2 separate regions of the Homo sapiens genome follow, and region 1 is linked to region 2. Evidence: chromatin contacts called from ENCODE Hi-C or POLR2A ChIA-PET data. All regions are on one chromosome and are shown on one strand. The core of a region is the stretch at or near the end of the contact, and the rest is flanking DNA. Distances in the headings are between cores, read along the strand shown. Region 1 has its middle 50 kb from the start of LMO4. Region 2 holds the start of LINC01140 (long intergenic non-protein coding RNA 1140).

Region 1 (6,020 bases), core at 1,343-3,842, 150 kb before region 2:
AGAAGACTCAGCAAGTTGGCATCTCCCACCTTCTGCCTGCTTTATCCTAGCCACACTGGCAGCTGATTGGATGGTTCGCACCCACATTAAGGGTGGGTCTGCCTCTCCCAGTCCACTGACTCAAATGTTCATCTCTTTTGGCAACACCCTCACAGACACACCCAGAAACAATACTTTGCATCCTTCAACCCAATCAAGTTGACGCTTAATATTAACCATCACTGTTATACTTTGTGGAAGGTGGGATAGGGGGAGAAGAGGAGAATAGAAGGGAGAAGAAAGCTGGCACGTCTGAGGCCTGCACCATGCAAGGTGTCAGGTGCTTGGCCTGTGTAGAAGAGCATGAAGTGAGACAGGAGCTGACAAGGAAGAATATAAAGGAGAAAGGAGTAGAGGAAAGAAGGATGGGAGAGGCAGGGGCCACACCAGCCAAGAAGTTCCAAGAATCACACTTAAAACAGATGTTTCTTCCTTTGTTTTTGTGTCACAGGTTTGAAATCCTCAAGTCACCTACTCAACATTTTCTCAGGAAATCATAATCAGACCCTTTAAAATTTGCTGTAACTGCAAATGCTTATATTCTAATAGCAAATGCTTATTGACAGTCATTGTGTGGCAGGCACTGCGCTCAGGGCCAGACAGAATATGGGCAGCTTGGGTTGGCTCACCGTTTGGTGTCACTACAAACCAATATCCTATTGACCAACAGTCGTTTTCTGAGGGTGAGAGAAACTGATTTTCTGTTAATATAATTCATATTCATCGATCTTGATGTTCAAAATAAGAGACTTATTTCATGTACTGAAACATTTTGACTTAATTAAAATTGCCTTCCATTTCACTTATTTCACTCTCACAACTGAATAGTGTTCTTTTCAAAGCATTAAGATAACATACTGATAGAGTTGTAAAATCTTGTTCAAATTTTGCTTAAAAATCTAATTTCTCTGACTTTCATGTTGACAGAATGTTTCCCGTGTTTTTGTTCTTGTTTTCTGTTATGATTCTTTAAAAGCAGACAACCCCGTTTGGGAAGCCTAGTATCAGGATTCTAATTTAGATAATAGCATAATTCTCCAGAATACAGCCATAAGCCCGGCATCATTTGGTTTTAGATTTTCAGCTGGCTATGACTTCCAGCTTCAGGCTGGGTGGTGGCAGAACCTGCATGTGTCCCATGCAACTCAGCCACACTGGCCAATCAGGATAGTTTTTTTCTCTATTCCAAGGGGCTGTCTATTCCGGCAGGACAGAGCCAATTCCATTTCGCCAGGATGACGTGTAGACACCTGAGTTACTGGCACCATGTTTATAATTTATTCCTGGGGTATTTGGTCTCCCTTCAGCATGGACCCATAGACCCTCAGGCAGCTGCCCTGATGGCCAGCTCTTAATCTGGCTTTGACTGTGCCAGCTGTTCACATGCATTTAATCCTCACAACAATGGTAAGAAAATAAGTATTATTATACCCATTTTACAGATTAATAAATTGAAGCTGAGAGTGATTAAGTAACAAACTAACTGGAAAACAGTAGAGTCAGGGTTTGAACCAGAATATGTCATTTCAAAGCTCATGCTCTTACAGTATACACGACTCTATACTGACACCTCTTGGTAAGTTAAGTACATCTTTCACTTATATTCCTATTTTAGAGTTTCTGCCAAAATTGCTGTTTTTAACTTGAGACCTACAAAGTCAACAGCATTGACTTTGGGTCACTAGCTCTGTCAGTTCTACCAAGACAGCAGTGTGTGGCGTAGTAGTAGTAAGAGCCCAGGACTAGGAGGCCTAGTCTATGGGTCACAAGGCCTAACACATAGTAGGTGCTTTGTGTAGAATTATGAAGCACAAGTCACCTGTGTACATTTGATTATGACTTTCTTCTGAGTATTTAAGAGACCACTTTAATTAAAGATCCTGCAGTTTATACCTGCATCACAAGGGTTGTAAAACACTGTAGTGTAGCATCAAAAACTACCACCATTTACTGAAAACGTATTAAACTTCCTACATAGTACAGGAACTGAGGAGCAAGGAGAGTGTAGGAGACTTTTGCTCAAAGTAGCCTCTGCCTCTAACTGCTATTTTATTCAACTTGTCTTCCCTTCTAACTTTGTCCCAGAAAAATCTCTAGGGAAATGAAATTAAGCTGTTTCCCAGATTTACTTTTCAAAATTAGTCCTGGGCTGGCCTTCAACACTGCAAACACATTCTGTGTAGTCACAAGGGAGGACTGCATTGAATTCTTGGACCAACTATGAAGCTCTGGGGGCCAGACAAGCTGAACAGGCTCAAGAAAAACACAGAGTGGGTGTTTTGTGCTAATTACTGCCCACCACGCTGGTCTGTCCAGGGGCGGAAGCCTCTTTCCTGTGCCCTTTTGTTTGTCCTTGCCCTTTCCTGCTATTAGAAATAATATCTGTTTTCTGCCTGTGCTTGGGTTTTGGGCTGGGTAACTGTTACCCACAGTAACTAAATCAGGCCATAGTTTTGCACAAATACCCAGGGACCATCATCAGAATTAGGGCAGTTTCCCAATCTAAATGGTCCTCCTTCACAGAGGTGGGAGGTGGCGTGGTTTTTCTTGACACATGGGCTGCCTGCTGTGGTTAGTCACCCTGTCTGAGGGCCCATCTGTAAAAGCTAGACATCGTCAAGGACTTGGCTTCATCATTTTCTTGGGACGAAGAAATTCAATTTTAAATCTGCATATTCATCATTCTGGAGAAATAAACACAGTGTGAAACTAACTAAAATATTTAATAGTCAACATTTAATAATTCCCCAATCATATGTGGAATGAGATTTCATTCTCAGGAATTGTAACACTCATACATATGTAATTATACAGGCAGTATTCAAGAAAGCTATCTTTCTTTCCCATAATAGATTTTCTTTCATTCTATGTGAGTTTTCAACAGATTGGCCCCAAGAGGAAAATACCGCCTACTCTGTCCTTTCCTTACAGTGCTGAGGTCATGGTGTTTTAAGCATTACTGGAATTTCCTTTGTATCCAAGTCTTTCTTATCTTCTCATCCTTAAAGTCATCTTTTCACTGACATTCTCTCTCAACACAAACAAAGCAACAACAACAATTTTTTAGCAGAAAATATCTACATAAATTCGGATTTTGTTCAGGTAAGAATTACTCCAGAGGGAAGTCCTCATCTGACACCAGTCCTCTGCTTTTTCTTAGCCATAGAAAGATGCTCAGCTCTGGGCAAATGTAATCTCCTGGTGCCCATGGTGAGGAGGTGTTGAGGGAGCAAATTTTAGGAGTCTGATATCAGTGACCGTTTTGCCAGTAAAATTGTGGATTTCAACACATCTTCTTTTATAAATGTTTAACACAGGGGAGATTTAGAGGGACTGTTTGTGGTCAACTTTTGTAGAGTCTATCCATAAATGCCATTTATTTTTCATCACACAAGAAATTAACAAAATCTAAACCAATCCCTCCTGCAAAGACATTATTCAGTGGTAACAAGTCCCGATATGAAGAATTTGGGTTTCCTTCTGTCTAATCATATGGCCATTTTCCCAACTGTTTCACACATGCTAATGGAGTGTGACAAGTAAAACACATTTGGCTCAGTGTAGGGTCCAACATGAGATGGCTTCACAATGACAAAGCTTCTGATCATTTTTCCCCTAATCTACCACTGCTTTGGGGAGTTGGTGTCTTCCCTGTCATGAGTGATTTCAGTGCACTGATCAGGGTAGACTTGACAGATTCTTTATCAATGTCAAATGCCTTTTGTGGTTAAGTCCAGTAACGCTAAAACAAAACGCCTCATAGATATTAGATATATGGTGGCATTACGGAATTCTCTTGCAGGCAATATTTTTTGGTCAACCTATGAAAAGAAAAATGGAGCGCAAGCTAAAAAGCAAAGGAAGATGCAGTAGAAGTCCTGACAGTTATTTCCATGGAAAACAGACAATGTGAATGACGTGGGGCCAATCGCCCTTCCCCTCTTTTATTCATGTTAAAATAGAACAAAGAGAAATTGCCAACAAAGAAAGCAATGATCTAGGAGGAGGGGACTGAATCTCATCCACTCTCCCAATATTTAACTTTAGTGCAAACTGCCTTAGAAAAAGTAGAATCCAAGAATCTCTGAGCAAAATTGTCTGGGAGATATTGAGTGGTGTTTTCTTTTGGCAAGAAGGGTTTGCAATGCCATCCCTGTGCCTTTCTAGCAGTACAGCCATGACAATTGTATTATGGAGAATACTCTCTTCTTCAGTTCATAACAATGGTTATTCCACGGGCAGATTATTAAGGAATCCCTCACAGGTGCACACTGTGAGGCCTACATGTATATGTGAGAAAGATACCAACCACCCCTGCACTCCCCATCCAAAATAAATAAAATATCCCAACCACTTGCTGAATCTGAATTGTGCTAATCTAAAATTTCAGATTGCCACTCTCAGAATAACATGGACTCCAGGAAGCTTCATTTGCCTTTTTAGAAACCCCAAAGCCAAGGACAACAAAATTCTCATCAAAGCCACAAACGAACAGTGGAAAGAATTACTCCAAGTGCTGGGTGCTAACCTGAAATTGTTATGTGTTACACTATCAAACTGGTAAATTAATATGAACAAACAAGCCATACGACACACCCTGAGTCCTCGCCTTCAGATGCTCTTCTTCTGTTTTATACAGTTAAAGGCTGAAGCTATTTCAATATTTTATATGATTTTTTCTTTTTTTTGTACTAATTTAGAAAGTTGGTACTTTAATGTAATTGAACTCACTGAAGCTAAAAATGTCCAGACCTTCTTAATAAGGTAGCTTCCAATATTAAACTTTGGGGTCTGTTTTCCTCCCAAGCAGGCACTTAATTCCCATTAGCACTAATGGCAAGTGTGCACAAACATTGAGTAGGAAATATATATCTCTTTGTCTCTTTGTACTGAGGTCCAAGAAGGGAAAAAAAGAAAGCAAGAAAAAAAAACAACAACTTTGAGATTGGATAAAAGAAGTAGAGCTGTAGATTCATTTACAAAGATGAAATTAATGCCTAGCACCCCCAAATTTCAGGGAGAACACATCTTTAATAAGCAAGATGAGGAGAAAATTTCTAAATCATTTCAAATAATACCCAAGCCATGCTTTTCTGAGAAGCCTGTTTCCCCTCCATCCCCAGCATATACATTAAACCCATTTTGCCCTTGTTATGTACATAATGATTCTAGACAACATAAGAAGATTTCATGATTTTTTCTTATCATTTTTACTTATCTACCAGTGAGCCAATTTATGCAGCTTAAACCATTGCTAAACAAGATGCATCAAAAATTGTCTGTAATCATTACAAATAATAGCACAGAATGTTCACAAGAAGCTGTTTTCTTATCATATTTTCATTAAAACATCTTTTCACCTGCTTTGCTTTTCCCATGTCTGGAACCTGTGTTGTAATCAGTCTTATTAACTGGGAACATAAATATGATTTATTATGGTCTGATAATGGAAGCTACGTGGACCCAGAGAAGGGCTATATTGTCCTTTGATAAAATGGCTCTTTTCTCTCAAATGGAGAACTCTATCATGAGAACATGCAGAATGTAGTGAGTGATTATTTCCTCAGGGTGAGTGATGGAAAAGCCCAACAGAAAATCTTCTTGTTGACCACGACAGCCTCAGAGGGTCCCCAAACCTCTCTGAGTTTGACAACCTGCAGACACTTTTGATGAACTGTATTCTTCTGTCAGAGACAGCCTGTCTGGGAGGAGAAAAGAGACCTTTATCGTCTGATCGGCTATTATTGTCTTGATCTTTTATAAGCAATCTCTAATGCACATGAATATAATATCCTTTCACACAAGTGCCAAGCATAATAGAAATGTAGTTAAAGGACCCTCTCCCTGGTTATGTAAATGTCCTTACACCAAAATTAAGAGAGATGGTTTGTGACTGATAGAAGAAGGAAAGAGTAATCAAGCTGTTTTAGCATTCTCTTCCTATATTAAAGACTTCAACCCAGGATAAACAGCATTTACGG
Region 2 (6,365 bases), core at 2,991-5,490:
GTTTCTCCTTTTGGTGTCCCAGTTCCTCGTCTACAGTGACCTGCCAACCCCGTGATATTAATGAGATAAACATGTTGGGAGGGTTTTTCAGAGGTGTTAATTGGGGGTAATGTTTAACTCATAAAATGAGGATAGTCATTCTCTAAACCAGGAATTTAGATAGGACTTCCCTTATCAATACCTCCTGCTGCTTTTTAGCTGCTGCTTTTTAGCAGCAGGAGGTATTGATAGGTAAAGGAGTATCTGGTTTGGTTTTTAGTCAAAGGGATGGTTTAGCCATACTCACAATGAGAATCTTTACAAACTGGACTGACTTTCACCAAAAGCGATGAGATGGACTTGCTGCCACATATAGGTCCATGCCGATGAGATGGTGTAGCAGTATCTGGTGCTGGAAAGGAAGGGGCCTGTGTAAGAGTCCCATCGTACCAACAAGGAAACTGACCTGCCCCAGTGTTACACCGTTTATCCCCAGCGGCACAGCCACATCCTGAATCCTTCTTCAAGAGTCCTGGGAGAAGAAAATAAGCCCCGTTACCCTCTCCTCCTTTCTGTCTTGGAGAGAAGAGGCCTATAAAACACTAATAGTGCAGGGGAAGTTTTTTCTAATTCCAAACAAGGTGGGAAAAGCAGGAACCTTTTGATTTCTGTAAGATCAATTTGGTGAAGGGCTAGCACGGAAGTTTAGACTGGACCATGATAACAGTTACCCTTTACTGAGCCTTTTCACTTGCCAGGAGGACACTGTAGATGCATAATAGTTCATAATCCTCACCACAACTCTGTGAGCTAGGAAGTTGTATTCCCACTTGACAGAACAGGAAACTGAGGCTCAAAAAGTTAACCAACTTACCCATAGTGCTAGAGCTCACAAACAGCAAAGGCAGGATTCAGACACCTCAAGGCAGTGAACAGGCGGCCCCTGGTTCTGGTCCTCCCTCTCCCGTTCTCCTCTACCCAGGCTTGATGCTGGGTCCATCCTCCCTTTGGCCTCACCATTAAAGCTAATGCTGACATTTCCATCAGCTTCCCAGTCTCACACTCCCAGGAGTAGCAACATGTATCAAGCCCTGGCGCAGACATAGTCCTTACAAAAGGCAACTTCTGGGGAAGAAAAAGAAACTCCTTGTTCTCCGCTCACTTTCAGAACTGATGCCCTGGCAGACATGAAGCGTGCTTTCGGCACGAAGGAGGAAGAAGAGGAACGCGCAGGGCTTGATTCCCGGTTCTCCAGAATTCGGAAGTGGAAGAAGCCTGGGAGTGACAAGGGACCCCAGATCCGGCCTAAACCAGCGCCCTGGGGTCAAGCCCCTGCGTAGTCCTGGACAAAGGAGCCGCGACCTGGAGGGGGGACCGGGAGAAGGGAACGGAGACCCCAGTGGAGCCAAGGAGCCTGGATGGGCAAAGGAAATGGGCGACGGGTAAATGGAGATGCAGCCGGGGATGGGAGAGGACGACCATCGACTGGGAAGCGGAAACCCCCTTGCGGTTTGAGGGCCCTGAGGAGGGGAAGCGCCCCGCACCCGCCCCCCAGCCCGCCTCCAGGGGTGAAGGACGGCAGGGCCTCCCGAGGCCGCCGCGCCGGGACAGCCTGACCGAGCAGCACCGAGACGAGGCCGGCGCCCACCGCCCCTGCCCGGCCCCCGTCCGCTCCTCGGGCTAGCACTAGGCCCCACCGTGCAAGCGCACTGTGCATCGCGCCTGCAGCCTTTCGAAAATAGAAAAATAGGGAGTATATGTAGTACCCCACACCCTTGTAATGATGCCGCTCCAAGCAAATGAGTCCTTAATAACAACAGGGTGCTGGGGGCAGCGACCGATGGGGAGCAAACAGCCTGGCCCTGTGGTGTAGAACTCGCGGCAATGGAGACTCCCGACACTCCATGTGGCACAAGTCCCAGGTCCCGGCGGGCCAGCATCCGGCCTTCCCCGGCGAGGAGCCGGGCTTCTGACGGGAGGGCAGGGTGGCGAGAGGGCGCCAGCAGGACGCCTGACCTTGCGTGAAAAACCAGAGAATTCCACAGCACCGTGGCGAGTGCTCCCCGGCTGCGACCGCGCCTCGGGCCGCGAGGATGTTCCTATGGCGCCACCTAGTGTCGGAGGTGCAGACAACGCTCTGGCGAGGGCTGCAAGGACGGCCTGCGACCAGCCCTGGAACCTCAGACTTAGGCTGGGACCTTGGGATGGGTCATCCCAGGGGCTCCAGCTGTGGACGAGTGATGCCCTTCCAACAGGCAAAAAGCCCCCCAGACGTCTCTCTCTTCCTGCTGCAACCAAAGCTAAAAAGAAAATTTGCCAGAATGAATGGAATAACTGACGGTCCCCTTCAATGAGACGTCCATGAGGTGATGTCTGGTTTTTCCTAAATACAATGGCCAGTCGATTATTAGTTCATCCAGAAAAAATATAGATGCTGTCATCGTATAAACATGAGTCTCCACATAGAACTGAGCCTCAGACCCGCTGGAGGTGCTCTGTCTGGGAAACACTGAACTAGAATTTTGGGTGGAACGAAGTAGAAGCTTTACTTTTTATTTAACAGTAGCCTGAAGACCTCCTGCAGAATAATGGAAAGGATAAAGACCTGGGAGCCAGGATACTAAGGTTCTGGCATTAGCTCTGCCCCCCAGTTGTCTGTTTGACCTCGACCAGAGGGAAACAGTTTTACTACCTCTCACAATACTGTGCAGTCTGGATTGGTATCTCCATGTAATCAATAAGGAAATAGGGGCTCCAGGAGTTTACCCAAGGCCGGGCAGCAGATCAGTGGCCAGACCAAGCTTCAGCTGCACGTCTGCCCGACTCTGAAGAGCACGTTGCCTTCACAAGCCATCAAATCCCTTCGTGCTTTGGCCTCTTCATCTACCGCTTGAAGGGTCTGTACCAAGTGGTCATGGTTCCTTCCAGATACAGCAAACCGTGATTCTAAGGTTTCACTGATCCCTTAAAATCCAGTTTTAGTGCTCACAAACCCCATGGTGATAACAAAAGAGCCTTTAAAAAGGATTTATCCACCTATAAAAACCATTAGATTTTATTTGGGGCTGTGGGCAAAGAACACCAAAGCAAACGTGTTGGAACATCAAACCTCCTTTAAAATTTAGGGCAGCAGGGACAGAGGAGAAAATCTGCACAGGGCAAGGAGGGACAACTTACAGATTCCATGGCTGGAACCAGACTGCGGGACACTATTTATCTGCCATTGGCTTCCTGGGGGATAATTGCCTCCTGACAATTGTTTAGACTTGATAAATACATGAAATGGGACCGCCAACAGTTTATCTGGCTACCAGTTCAGATCCGGACAGAACCAGATGAAGAAGTCAGGCATATTTGCAATAACCTCAAAGATAAAACCTTCCTATCAGAGGCAGCTTATCTCCTCCTCTGGGTCATGCTGCCTAGTAACTGCCACCTCCAAAAGAAGGAAGGGGAGAGCACTTCTAGCAGGGGGTTCACAGTGGGCCTTGCTTGCCTTGAACTCCCCTTCCTGCCCACACGACAGGCCACCTGTCTGGCAGCAAGGGAGTGGTACTGTGCCCTGATCTGGAAGGCTTAGGAAAGATGTTGGCAAGGAAAGTGGAAGTAATGAGCAACTAGATCCCAAAGCCAAGGTCACCTAACTCTGAGATGAATGCGTTCCTTGTGGGCTCTTCCTCTGTTTCACATGGACAAGCTAAAGGAACTTCAGGCCTCCCCAGCAAAGATAACACCATGAATCGCAGCTCACAGGAGCTGGGACCCTGCTGGGCTACATACTCACCCCATGACCAAAGGCAAGTGGGACCTCTGGGCCTCAGTTTCCTCACCTCTCAGGGGTTTGAGCTAAATAATCCCTAAGATCCTACTGAGCCATTTTATGGACTGGAATCAAACCAGCCAGACCTCTTTATGGTTTAAAAGAGGCCAGAGGTTTCATCGAAGAACCATCTCCCTCCCTTACATTTTTCCTCAGCCCGCTTGCTTTTCTCTTCTCCCTCCCCGACACCTCTCATTTGCCGGCCACAAACCTCCATCCTCCAACTCCTTTCCAACGTCAGTAGCTGGCTCCACCAGGCTGGCTAAGGAGCGAGGAGACCATCACCTCAGAAAGCAGCCCCGCTGGGAGGTCCACGGAGCAGTTCGCCGAGCTGTGCACAGGCCCTTTATTTTCCATCTGTCAAGAAAGGAAGCTGCCTGTTGCTTATTTCCTCCTCCCACTCTTCTCCCTTCCCGCCAGCAGACTCTTCCACTTTCAAAATATTCTGATGGGGGATCACAGGAGTTTTCCTCAAACAAGATCACTTGGGGTCAACTACTGAGCAACTCCCAGCCTCAGCCCCACCCATTCCCTCACCCTCCAGCTTGAGCAATAGCTCCAGTTAGTAAAGCAGTTGGATCAACAGGACAACAACCAAAAGTGACCTTCTACGTCCTAAAGCCCTTGCCTGACACCACCTCTTTTTTTTTTTAAATTATTCAGGGGCCTTTTGGGGACCCCCAGTTGAGCTGTATTCTGCAGAAAGAACTTCCAAACGAAAGGAATAAGGCATTGTTTTACCAAGAGCCTTTTCTCCCTCAAGAAACACAATGTAAACTAGGAAACTTGCACTTTCTTTTACCTTTGGGTAGATGAGCAGAAGGGAAGAGTTACTACCCAGGGTGAGGTCATTCCTCCATGGTGGTAGAATATCTGGTTCTTTCAGTTTCCCCATGGTGCTGGCCTCACAATAGGTGTTCATGAGGTGCAGGCTAATTGGGTGAGTGGATGCAGTGCTCTGATGGATTTATTCAGTGTACAAGATTGCAAAGCCATGTGCCAGCAAAGGCTTAACCACCCCACCCTACCCTTCAGACCAGCCCCATAGCTTTCCATGTCCCTGTCTGCCCAGCCTCAGGCCAAAGCAAAGGCAGGGATCTGAGCTGTACCCACTGTGAATGCCCATCTCCTGACCCCTGTGCTAGTGTCTTGTCCCTGCATGCCTCGGCTGTCTTCTCTCTGGACTATGATTCATGGCAGATATTAAAAAGGAAACAGCATCCTTCAATTCTTTCTACCATTTCTCTTATCTTTAAAGGGTTCTTATTAAGCAGTATCTTCAAACTTATTTATGTGATGTCATGCTAGGAAGCAGCGTTGTCAATGTGCCACTTTCCATGAGCACTGAATTCAGTAAAAATAAAAGCCAAATAAATGATATATTGTCTCCATGCAGAATCTTCTCTAGTCATGACTAGCTATCCAGATAGTAGGGAATCCCTAAAGATAATCAGATAATGGTGACTTTTGCTTACTGAGGCAAGCTCCCCTTTCCTCTGCGCTTCTGGAGTGATTGATCCAGAGAGGCCAGCTTCTTGCTGGGGCACAGCTGCAATCCGCTGTAAGAAGCCAGCCCAGAAGCGGGGACACAAAATCATGGGGAGCCGACCATGGCCAAAGCATCATGCTATTACCCTTCACTTCACATTTTTTAGCTCTTTTTTGAATGTTATGAAAGATACACAGATGTATATATTTTATGTTTTCATATTAAAATGTTTTCATATTAAAAATCAAAGGGCAGGAGGAAGTGAGGAAGGGGAAGAAAGTAGCATTCAAACGCCAAGCATCATGCTGGGAACTTGGAGTTCTCAAGCCCTCCAGTCTTGGTCACTGGGGAAGGGAATGGGTATCACCCGCTTAGTTCATATTTGAATAACTGCTCATACTTGAAAATGTCTTCAACTGCAACAACATGAAGTGGGGAGCCCCCACAGGATCTCCACGTCTTCCCTGAGAGCTCTTGGACCATGCTCCTTCATCCTCCATGATTTTGATCTTGCAGTTCTGTTTACCTTCAGTGCCTTCTCACTCTTTACACCCTCATCCCAACCCCTTCCACTTTTCAAGACTCATTTAGACATCATCCCCAAGAAAGCTTCTGATTCCCCACTGTCCAGTCCCATCTGGGTGGGTACCCATAGAGATGTCCTGTACACCTTGTCCCCACGTGTTAGAATACTCTGTATATCTGTCTGCTTCCTCAAGGTACTGTGAGCTCTTTGAATGAGAGTCTTGTTCAGGTTTGCATCCCCAGTATCTACTGGTTCAGTTCTAGGCTACCACTTGCCCAAACAACACCTCTGTGTTCTAAGAAAAAGAAGAATGCAGCCCCATCCCTCCCACTCACGCCATACGCACACTGTCAGCCTCCAAGCAAGGCCATGTGACTCCCTTGTTCAAGTCAGAAAAAGGTTCTCCCTCCTCATAGTGGGTGCAGCTCTACAGCAAGGAGCAAGGCGTGGTGAGTAGGAGATGAGCTGGATGTCAGCACCCACTGGGCCCAGGCTCCAGGTAACCTGCACAACTGTATTGGTTGGCTCTGGTTGGATCAATCACTCCATCC

The links. Hi-C counts contacts between places; a loop is a spot of excess contacts on that map. ChIA-PET counts read pairs that join two places held with the same protein, here RNA polymerase II (POLR2A). Pooled maps may share reads with other maps.
Region 1: a map of heart right ventricle shows a loop between it and region 2 (2.6-fold over the local background). The contact joins the enhancer-like site here to the promoter of LINC01140 in region 2. A Hi-C loop is called at or near these places in 28 of 168 maps with a recorded cell type or tissue (A673, GM11168, HCT116 and 16 more), 20 of 37 single-sample maps with no recorded cell type and 22 of 50 pooled maps. POLR2A ChIA-PET finds 5 or more read pairs at or near these places in 1 of 52 experiments (AG04449).

Annotation. Positions count from the first base shown.
Region 1 is chr1:87,275,928-87,281,947 of GRCh38, reverse strand. No RefSeq gene overlaps it. Among named protein-coding and RNA genes, the nearest start is that of LMO4, 50 kb to the left of the region's middle. Within about 2 kb of position 2,592, at least 6 of the 41 ENCODE cell types and tissues checked have a DNase peak (open chromatin) inside an H3K27ac peak, as active enhancers do; they include heart right ventricle, where a contact is called at or near this core.
Region 2 is chr1:87,127,640-87,134,004 of GRCh38, reverse strand. LINC01140 (long intergenic non-protein coding RNA 1140) reads right to left here and starts at 4,240. Exons shown (of 3, transcript NR_026989.1): 1 at 4,011-4,240; 2 at 287-391.